Linked DNA regions of Homo sapiens: region 2 is linked to region 1. Evidence: read pairs that join two places in POLR2A ChIA-PET (ENCODE). Cell type or tissue: HepG2. All regions are shown on one strand. Each heading gives the region's core, and the rest is flanking DNA. Links, peaks and the distances in the headings are about the cores only.

What was found. ChIA-PET counts read pairs that join two places held together with the same protein. Peaks named below come from ENCODE experiments on the same cell type or tissue, not always from the same donor. Only the 100,000 strongest peaks of a DNase experiment are listed, where the experiment ranks them.
Region 2: POLR2A ChIA-PET joins it to region 1 with 11 read pairs; 6 of 35 experiments call an interaction of 5 or more read pairs at or near these places.

Annotation. Positions count from the first base shown.
Region 1 is chr12:57,432,351-57,437,725 of GRCh38, forward strand. It overlaps INHBC (inhibin subunit beta C), which reads left to right and starts at 2,434. Exons shown (of 2, transcript NM_005538.4): 1 at 2,434-2,849. The coding sequence starts at 2,537. R3HDM2-DT (R3HDM2 divergent transcript) reads left to right here. Exons shown (of 2, transcript NR_185976.1): 2 at 1,353-1,585. In HepG2, for the core only: no CTCF peak of the experiment used is centred there; a DNase peak (open chromatin) is centred at 2,251; H3K4me3 peaks cover 1,219 bases.
Region 2 is chr12:57,366,328-57,371,702 of GRCh38, forward strand. The region is part of intron 2 of R3HDM2 (R3H domain containing 2); the gene reads right to left. Among named protein-coding and RNA genes, the nearest start is that of R3HDM2, 62 kb to the right of the region's middle. In HepG2, for the core only: a CTCF peak has its summit at 2,330; DNase peaks (open chromatin) are centred at 984 and 2,234; H3K4me3 peaks cover 612 bases.

The sequences.
Region 1 (5,375 bases), core at 60-5,059:
GAGAACAACAACGGGGGAAGAAAAATACAACTGAACTGAACTGATCTAACCTGCCACTTTTCACCACGATTTAAACTTTTTGTCTTGGCCGGGCGCAGTGGCTCACACCTAGCACTTTGGGAGGCCAAGGCAGGTGGATCATTTGAGCTCAGGAGTTCCAGACCAGGCAGTGATGACCAGTAGGAAATAATAGCTAATATTTGTATTATGTGTATGTAAGTACAATATAAAATGTGTAGCATTCTACATCTATTGTTAGTATCAAATCCTCAATACAATAGGTACTATTATTATACCTGTTTTATAGATGAGGAAACCTGAGGCACAATAATGAAACCAAAGTTCCAGATTTTTTTTTATTTTTTTTGAGACGGAGTCTTGCTCTGTCGCCCAGGCTGGAGTGCAGTGGCATGATCTCAGCTCACTGCAACCTCCACCTCCCGGGTTCAAGTGATTCTCCTGCCTCAGCCTCTCAGGTAGCTGGGACTACAGGCATGTGCCACCACGCCCGGCTTATTTTTATTTTATTTATTTTTTTATTTTTCTTTGGTATTTTTAGTACAGATGGGGTATCACCATGCTGGCCAGGCTCGTCTCGAACTCCTGACCTCAAGTGAACTGCCCACTTCAGCCTCCCAAAGTGCTGGAATTACAGACGTGAGCCATCACGCCCAGCCTACAAGCACATTTTTAAGGGCAAAAAAGAAGGAGACAGGGAGTAGACTGATACAAAGTTGTCGGGTATTCTTGTTGGTTTACAGAAATAACATTGATTAGTGATTGGCTATAGATTGTTAAGCTATAGGATCTAGGTTATAGTGTCCAGTGCAGCATTATTATGTTAATTTATAGTTACTTGTGGCAATAGCAAGCAATTTCAAGAGATGAATACATAGCTCAAAAGCAGGAAGTAGGACATGATTGCCCTCTCATTTTATTTATTTATTTTTTATTTATTTTTTTGAGACAGGCTCTCACTCTATTTCCCAGGCAGGTGTGCAGCAGTACAATTACAGCTCACTGCACCTTCAACCTCCTGGGCTCAAATGATCCTCCAGTCTCAGCCTCCTGAGTAGCTGGGACTACAGGAACACACCACCACTCCCAGCTTTTTTTAAATTTTATTTTATTTATTTATTTTTTATTTTAGTATGGATAGGGTCTGGCTATGTTGCCCAGTCTGGTCTTGAACTCGTGAGTTCAAATGATTTGCCCGCTTTGGCCTCCTAAAGTGCTGGGATTATAGGCTTGAGCCGCCATGCCTGGTCTGCTGTCTCATTTTAATGTCTCTCTGAGCCTGATAATCTTCAAAGACTTGCATTTCCCAGATTAAAATTGTTTTATTTTCTCAGTGCCATGACACAGAATGAAAGCCTGAAATGTTTCTGAGACAAGTGCAAGAACTGAAGAACAACAACCAAGAATACCTGGATTTAAAACCTATACTCCTGGCCAGGCACGGTGGCTCACGCCTGTAATCCCAGCATGTTGGGAGGCCGAGGCGGGTGGATCACAAGGTCAGGAGTTCAAGACCAGCCTGAACAACATGGTGAAACCCCGTCTCTACTAAAAATACAAAAATTAACCAGGCATGGTGGCACGCACCTGTAATCCCAGCTACTTAGGAGGCTGAGGCAGGAGAACTGCTAGAACCCGGGAGGCAGAGGTTGCAGTGAGCTGAAATTATGCCACTGCACTCCAGCCTGGGCGACAGAGTGAGACGCCATCTCAAAAGAAAAAAAAAAAAAGGGAATCTCAAAACTTCTTTTCCAAGACAGAAAAAAACCCCAAAGGGTGAGCAAATCTGGAACTCAAGCCCTTTCCCCACCTTAGGAGTTCCCTCTGAGAGCATCAAAGACATGGCTAGAACACTGTGCCTCCCTTCCCTTAACCTTCAGACTTCATAGTTTTGAGACCTCTTGGGCAAAACTCAACCAGGGCTAACAAATAAGGCTGGATTGAGAACCCCAGGAGGGAGGATGGAGGGATGGGGATGGGCTTTGAGAAACACCAGGCAAAAAAGAATGCAACTCTCAATTGTTCATGCGTGACAGTGAGCTAAAGTGCCTTGCCAATGACCCCTTCTTGTTTGAGAGTCTCCCTTTAACATTCTTTCCCAAAACCTGTGATCTGTCCCTTTCCACCATCCCCAGGATTCCCAGCAAGGGTAGAGATCTGAGGAGGAATTTAATCTCTCACCTTTGAACCCCAGGCCTGGCAGCTCACATGGATAACAACTGTCTCCCAACATTGGCCCAGGGACGTGTCTTTCCCTAAACAAACCAACCTCTCCTCACATCCCCCACTCTGTACTTTCACTGACTATGCGTTGGCAGATTCTGCCAAGTTCTACCTGTAACTGGCTTCATTTTCAAGTCAGACGTTTGGCTGCTGCTCTGTCCCCTGCAACAAGGAGCCATGCCAGCTGGACACACACTTCTTCCAGGGCCTCTGGCAGCCAGGACAGAGTTGAGACCACAGCTGTTGAGACCCTGAGCCCTGAGTCTGTATTGCTCAAGAAGGGCCTTCCCCAGCAATGACCTCCTCATTGCTTCTGGCCTTTCTCCTCCTGGCTCCAACCACAGTGGCCACTCCCAGAGCTGGCGGTCAGTGTCCAGCATGTGGGGGGCCCACCTTGGAACTGGAGAGCCAGCGGGAGCTGCTTCTTGATCTGGCCAAGAGAAGCATCTTGGACAAGCTGCACCTCACCCAGCGCCCAACACTGAACCGCCCTGTGTCCAGAGCTGCTTTGAGGACTGCACTGCAGCACCTCCACGGGGTCCCACAGGGGGCACTTCTAGAGGACAACAGGGAACAGGAATGTGAAATCATCAGCTTTGCTGAGACAGGTGGGTTCCTGATCTGTAGCTCTTCCCCAGAACTTGACCCCTCAAGGAAAGGAAAAGTTTCCTCGCCAGACTTACCTCTGACTCCTTCCCCAAAAACCATCCAACCCCTGCTTCCCACAGGCTATAATCTCCTTACCCAGGTGTCCCGACAACCCCCACATCCCTCTGGGGTCACTCTGGTAGCTCAGACCTGACCAATAGGCAGCTGGAAAGCTGGTAAATTTCACTTCTTTTGAGATTGGCTGCCGTCATCTCCTCCGGCTCCTCTCTCTGCAGGCCCCACAAACCCACAGGCTGTGGTGTGAGCCCATCCACTTCCTGGGCCTGTACACAGCGACTGGGAGGTGGGAGTCTCTCCTTTCTCTGGCCCCAGGATCTAGCCCCTCCCTTCCCCTCTCCTCCAGATGCCTCATTTGAGTAAAAGAAGAAAAAATAAAACACCAGGACTGCAATACCTCACCATATGTCATGTTCCCATATATACCTCAGGTCCCCATATCACAGAGAACAGGGTCAAAATGGGACTCAGAAAGATGGATAAAGGGGCTGGGCACAGTGGCTCCTGCCTGTAATCCCAGCTACTCAGAAGGCAGGAGGATCACTTGAAGCCAGGAGTTCGAGACCAGCCTGAGCAACATAGCAAGACCCTTTTTTTTTTTTTTCCTGAGACGGAGTCTTGCTCTGTCACCCAGGCTGGAGTGCAGTGGCGTGATCTCGGCTCACTGCAACCTCCACCTCCTGAGTTCAAGGAATTCTCCTGCCCCAGCCTCTTGAGTAGCCAGGATTACAGGTGCCCGCCACCACACCCAGCTAATTTTTGTATTTTTAGTAGAGACTGGGTTTCACCGTGTTGGCCAAGCCGATCTCAAACTCCTGACCTCGTGATCCTCCCACCTCAGCCTCCCAAAGTGCTGGGATTACAGGCGTGAGCCACCGCGCCCGGCAACCCTGTCTCTTTTTTAAAAAACTTTTTTTTTTTTTTTTTGAAAGAGTCTCACTCTGTCACCCAGGCTGGAGTGCAATGGCATGGTCTCAGGTCACTGCAACCTCTGCCTCCTGGGTTCAAGCAGTTCTCCCACCTCAGCCTCCCGAGTAGCTGGGACTACAGGCGTGTGTCACCATACCCGGCTAATTTTTGTATTTTTAGTAGAGATGGGATTTCACTATGTTGGCCACGCTGGTCTCGAACTCCTGACCTCGTGATCCGCCTGCCTCGGCCTCCCAAAGTGCTGGGATTACAAGTGTGAGCCACTGTGCCTGGCCTTTTCTTTTTCTTTTTTTTTTTTTTTTTTTGAGACAGAGTCTTCATCTGTCACCCAGGCTGGAATGCAGTGGTATGATCACAGCTCATTGCAGCCTCAACCTCCCAGGCTCAAGCTCAGGTGATCCTCCCACCTCAGCCTCCCAAGTAGCTGGGACTACAGGTATGCGCCATCATGCCTGGCTAATTTTTTTTATTTTTTATTTTATTTTATTTTATTTTTTGAAATGGAGTCTCGCTTTGTCACCCAGGCTGGAGTGCAGTGGCGCGATCTTGGCTCACTGCAAGCTCCACCTCCTGGGTTCACGCCATTCTCCTGCCTCAGCCTCCCGAGTAGCTGGGGCTACAGGCGCCTACCACCATGCCTGGCTACTTTTTATGTATTTTTAGCAGAGACAGGGTTTCACCGTGTTAGCCAGGATGATCTCGATCTCCTGACCTCGTGATCCTCCTGCCTCGCCCTCCCAAAGTGCTGGGATTACAGGTGTGAGCCACCGCGCCCAGCATATATTTTTTTACAGAGACAAGATTTCATCATGTTGCCCAGATTGGTCTTGAACTTTTGGGCTCAAGCAATCCACTCGCCTCGGCCTTGCAAAATGCTAAGATTACAGACATGAGCCACCATCCCCGGGCTAAAAATAGCTGGGTGCGGTGGAGTGCACCTGCAGTCCCAGCTATTTGGGAGCCTGAGATGGCGGATCATTGAGCCCAGGAGTTTGAGACTGCACTGAGCTGTTTGCACCACTGCCCTCCAGCCTGGGCAACAGAGTGAGACCCCCATCTCTAAAATTAATTAATTAAAGAAAGATAGATAAAAGAGGACAAGGAAGAGAGATAGTTACTTCCATAGACAGGGGAATAGTTGGAGTATATAGTGAGCAGATCAGGAATTCTAAGCCAGGACTCTAGAAAATGCAAATTGAAGGCCGGGCGCGGTGGCTCACGCCTGTAATCCTAGCACTTTGGGAGGCCAAGTCGCGCAGATCACAAGGTCAGGAGATCGAGACCATCCTGGCTAACATGGTGAAACCCCGTCTCTACTAAAAATACAAAAAAAATTAGCTGGGCATGGTGGCAGGCGCCTGTAGTCCCAGCTACTCTGGAGGCTGAGGCAGGAGAATGGCATGGACCCAGGAGGTGGAGCTAGCAGTGAGCCGAGATTGCGCCACTGCACTCCAGCCTGGGGGACAGAGTGACACTCCGTCTCAAAAAAAAAAAAAAAGAAAGAAAGAAAATGCCAATTGAGCCCTTTGCAAGCTTTT
Region 2 (5,375 bases), core at 66-5,065, 66 kb before region 1:
TTTCTATATTACATTTTGCATTAAGTTTCATTTGCTATGTCTTCAAGTTCACTAATTTTTCTTCTGCTGTGCCGATCTGCTGTAAATCCTGGGCACTATATTTCTCATCTCAGACACTGCAGTTTTCGTTTTTAAAAGTTAGATTTTGGTCATTTTTATATTTTCCATGTCTCTACTTAACATGCATTCTCTGAATCATTCCTGGGTCTATTTCTATTGACTGTTTTTGTCCTCATTACGGACTGTGTTCTCTGATGCTTTGTATACCTGATAATTTGTGACCAGATGCCAAATGTAAATTTTACACTGTTGGTTTCTAGTTTTAAAATATTCCTTTAACTAATTTTGGGCTTTTTTGCTGTTGTTGTTTTGTTTTTTTTGAGACAGAGTCTCGCTCTGTTGCCCAGGCTGGAGTGCAGTGGCGCGATCTTGGCTCACTGCAAGCTCTGCCTCCCAGGTTCACGCCATTCTGCTGCCTCAGCCTCCTGAGTAGCTGGGACTACGGGCGCCCGCCACCACGCCCAGGTAATTTTTTTGTATTTTTAGTAGAGACAGGGTTTCACTGTGTTACCCAGGATGGTCTCGATCTGACCTCATGATCCGCCCGCCTTTGCCTCCCAAAGTGCTGGGATTACAGGTGTGAGCCACCACGCCCAGTCTGGGCTTTGTTTTGAGACTTAGTGACTTAGAAATAGTTTGATCCTTCTGAAGCTTGCTTTTATGCTTTATTAGGCTAGTCTTTGACAGCCTTTACACTGGAGCTAATTTGGTATCACTACTGAGGCAATATCCTTCTAAGGACTCTACTCAATGTCCCAGGTGTTAAGTGTTTCTACTCTGGTTAGTAGAAACAAAAAATACTCATGGCCCTTTATTCCTCAACTAATCCTTTCCAGAAGTCTTTCTCTGGCCTTGAGTAGTTTCCTCATACCAGTGAACTAAAGCTAAAGCATCCATGACAGGAAAGTTCAATAGAACTTTCTGTGATGATGAAACTGGGGCTACTAAGTATTTGAATTGTAGTTAGTGTAACTGAGGAACTCAATTTTTATGTAAATATCCACATGTAGCTAGTGGCTACTGTATTACACAGTGTAGGTTTAGGGGAACCCTCTGCAAATTTCCAGAGCTCTCTTTTTCTTAAGAAGCTCTCTCCTCTTAAATATTCTGCCACACAATTCCAGCTGCCTTGGCTTCTCGATTCCTACCTCTGTCTCCTCAATTCAAGATTGCCAGCTCTGTATGTGTATCCCTCCCAACCCTAGTTTCAACCCAGAAACTTTCTTCAGGCTGAAAGGTGGACAATCATAGTGCTCAAACTTCTTTCTTTTCTCTCAGGAATCACTGTTCTATGCTACTCTTTGTCCAATATCTGAAAACATTTTTTCATATACTTTGTCCAATTATTCACTTAAGACAGCAGCATAAATCAGCTTCCTGTTACGCAGCTATCACCAGAACTGTAAGTTCCCCTCCACTGAGTTTCTTTCAATCATTATTTTTTTATTTCTAAAATAATTTAATTGCTTATTTTACAAACCAACCAGTCTTGCTTTATTCTCTCATTTCTTATTCTTGGTCTTTATTTACTTTTCTATTTCATTAAATATATTTATTTTATGTTCTATATTCAATAATTCCAATACCTAAAGTTTCTCTGGGTCTGATTCAGTTGTTTCTGTTGATGCTGGTTCACAGAACCGTGTTTCTTTTGTGATTTTTTTTTTGGTTTTTTGGTTACTATTATAAGCTCACATATGTTGGTAATCTATCTTTAAGAATTCTTTGAAGCCAGGGTTGAGGTATATTCCACCAGGGATGATCTGAGTTTGCATCTCTCAGGTGCCTGGAAGCTCTATCAACTTGGATCTACTTTTTAAAAAAAATTCAATGTGTATATATATATATTTAACTTTTTAAGCAGAAAATACATTTTCTTAGTTCAAAAAACTCCAAACTAGTCCCCTTCCCCTTCCTCTTAGTTAGGCCTAACACTTCAACTAGCACGGTATGTAGTAAAGAATTTAACCTTGCCCAAAGAGAGGTCTGGCATTTGCCCTTAGCTCTTAGGAAGTAATGTTAAACTCTTTGAATATCCTCTTGATAATGATTTACTAGGGGACTTAAGCCATGACAGATAAGTCTACCAATATGATTTATGGTAGGGACTTTAGGTTACATACTATCAACTCAACCTCAGGAAGGGCTGGAGACTGAGGTCAGCCACTTGGCCAATTATATCTATGTGATGGAGCCCCAGTAAAAATTCACGACATCAAGGCTTACGTAGCCTCCTTGGTTGGCAATACTCCATGTGTATTACCACACACCACTGACAGGAGGAGTTACACTATCCATGACTCCACTGGGAAAGGAAAACTGGAAGCTCAGCATCTGAAACCCTCCTGGACTTTGCCCATATATCTCTTCTCTTGGGTGATTTTAGTCTGTCTCCCTTCACTGTAAGTATAATAGCTTTAGTGAGTTCTGTGAGTCGTTCTAGTAAACTATTGAACCCGAGGGTGATCTTGCGGACCCCCCCAAACTCTGCAGTTCCAAAAGTGGGGGGTGGATTTGGGGGCTGTTCTCTAACTTTGCACACAGTCAGCAGGGCGAGGGCTGAGAATTTGTCTGTCATGGCTACGGTGGGACTAAGAAGGCAACACAAGTGATCTGGAGACTAATTTACATCTCCTAATTCTAATATAGAAGGATTAGGCAAATAAGTAACCTCAGATAGTTTTCCTCCTAGCCTTTACTCAAGAACTTTCTTGTCACCTACCCCCACTCTCCCATTTCCCACTTCCAACCCCTACCCCAGCATCTTAACACCATCAAATGATCTCAAGTGTCAGGAAAATCACATGTAGCTCCACCTCTTAAAAGGTGAAGGACCCTAGTTCTGAATTAAGATCTCTGGGGCAAACATAACTCTTGTGAAAAGTGTCATAGGAATTTGGAAAATGAGGTTAACAGCTCTGCAGATGATATGTGATTCTGGTTCTGAAAGTCACCTAAAAGACTTTCATTGTAAACTGATGCGAACTCAATTTTATTAAGGGTGTAAAACTACATCATCAGGCCATCAGGGACAGACTTTAGCTCAAGTAAGCCACCGTTCTAGCATGCCAGTAATAAATAAGCACTAACTTTGTTATGCAGCGAAAACTTGGATGGCTATTTCAGAAATCTAGCATGTCTTTTTTTGTACATTCAATTTGTAGTTTGTGTCATTTTAGTCTCCAAAATGTAATTTCAAGTAAGACTATAAATACTTAGAATTTTTACCATTCGAAAAGGCACAAAACAGAAAATCCCCAACACCTAAGATCCCTCTTTCCTACACTATTACCCTATCATCCAACAAGTCTGCCCCATGGTAAGATGGATGAGGGCAGTAGGAACAGTTCGTAAGATTTCACGGGAAACAAGATCCTTGCTGTTGCCCTTACTATTGAAATCTGGAATTTAAAAATATATATATGAAATTTAAAAGCAACAGAAATTCAAAGTAATAAAAGAAAAAGAAGTCAATTCATTTCTTAGTTTCTCCTAAGATAACTCTTTGAGTGCAGGGACTATGCTTTAAATTATAAGCACCTTCAAAACAGAAGGTTAAATAAATACAAAATAGCACATATAAATTAATAAGAATTTGATAGCCTAAATCATAGAAAGTTTCCTAAAAAATGTTAATTTTCAACTGGCTTTTTCAAGGAGTAATAGCAAAGAGAGGGTGCTATGGTTTGGCTCTGTGTCCCCACCCAAATCTCATCTTGAATTATAATCCCCACATGTGTGAGGGAGGGAGGCTTATTGGATCACGGGGGCGGTTCCCCCCGCTGTTCTCATGCTAGTGAGTGAGTTCTCACAAGATCTGATGGTTTTAATACATAAGCGTCTGGAATTTCCCCTGCTTGCACTCGCGAAGACATACATGCCTGCTTCCCTTTCCACCATGACAGTAAGTTTCCTGAGGCCTCCCCAGGCACGCGGAACTTCCTGTGAGCCAATTAAACCTTACTGGGCACAGTGGCTCATGCCTCTAATCACAGCACTTTGGGAGGCCCGGGGGGGGGGGGCGGGGTGGATCACCTGAGGTCGGGAGTTCAAGACCAGCCTGACCAACATGGAAAAACCCCATCTCTACTAAAAATACAAAATTAGCCAGGCATGGTGGTGCATGCCTGTAATCCCAGCTACTCGGGAGGCTGAGGCAGGAGAATTGCTTGAACCCGGGAGGTGGAGGTTGCGGTGAGCCAAGATCGCGCCATTGCACTCCAGCCTGGGCAACAAGAGCGAAACTCCATCTCAAAAGAAAAATAAAATAAAATAAACCTCTTTCTTTGATAAATTACCCAGTCTCAGGTAGTATGTTTATAGCAGTGTGAAAATGGACTAATACAGAGGGCAAGATAACTAAGAAGGGAGAAAAAGCACAAGGGAAAAATAGTAAATTTAGTCTAGTTTGACTTAGTTGACACAGTCCAAAGAAACAAGCTAATGTCAGGACAGCAGTCAGTGAGCAAAGATGATATAAGCTGCTGAGAAATATGGGATTTATGCAACCGAGAGCCACTGTTACAGGGGAATGAATGGAATGATAATAAAAGAAATCACTGAGCAGTGATATGCCAGTTTCTGGGCCAGTAGAACTGATTAGAAGCAGCAACAGAAGACCAAAATTTGTTCTGGTTCAAAATATAAAAATATTTCATCATTACTCCAAGAATGGGAACCAAATATATACCATTACTTTTTTTTTTTTTTTTTTTTTTTTTTTTTTAAGATACACACACAAACTCAGAGACACCCAACAAACTAGGGCAGGCAAACAAAGTTTTACCCTCTTCAGTGCCTAAATGATTAACAGCTACCCTTTTTCTGCCTACAGTAACATAAAAGGGTTAACTGTTTAAAGAAGTAAAGAACACAGGAGTAGCTGTGTATTCATATATCAAAAAGAAAAAAGCAGTGATATCAAGGGAGAGAAAAATATTTTCATGAAAGACAGGATGCAGAAAAAAATAGAACGAAAACAAAAAAGAAACATCAGTTCTGATGTCCTGCAAAACAGAAAAGGTAAGAAATATCATTCAAGATAACTGCCTTGTGCTTAGGTTTTGTCATTCTTCTTCCAAGCCTATAGTCTGTAGTAAGATAAGAAGACAGGCAATGAGAAGAAATACTCCCAAACAAAACAAGCCAATCCCCCACAACCCAAACCCCCAAAACAGAGAATTTCAAGATATCTCCAAATATCCAGGTCATATTTATAACTAAAATGAATCTTGATTTAACATTGTGCTTCTCATAGGGATTTCTCTTTCACCTTTCCTAAATGAGTAACATCAATGCAACAACTATAAAAACAA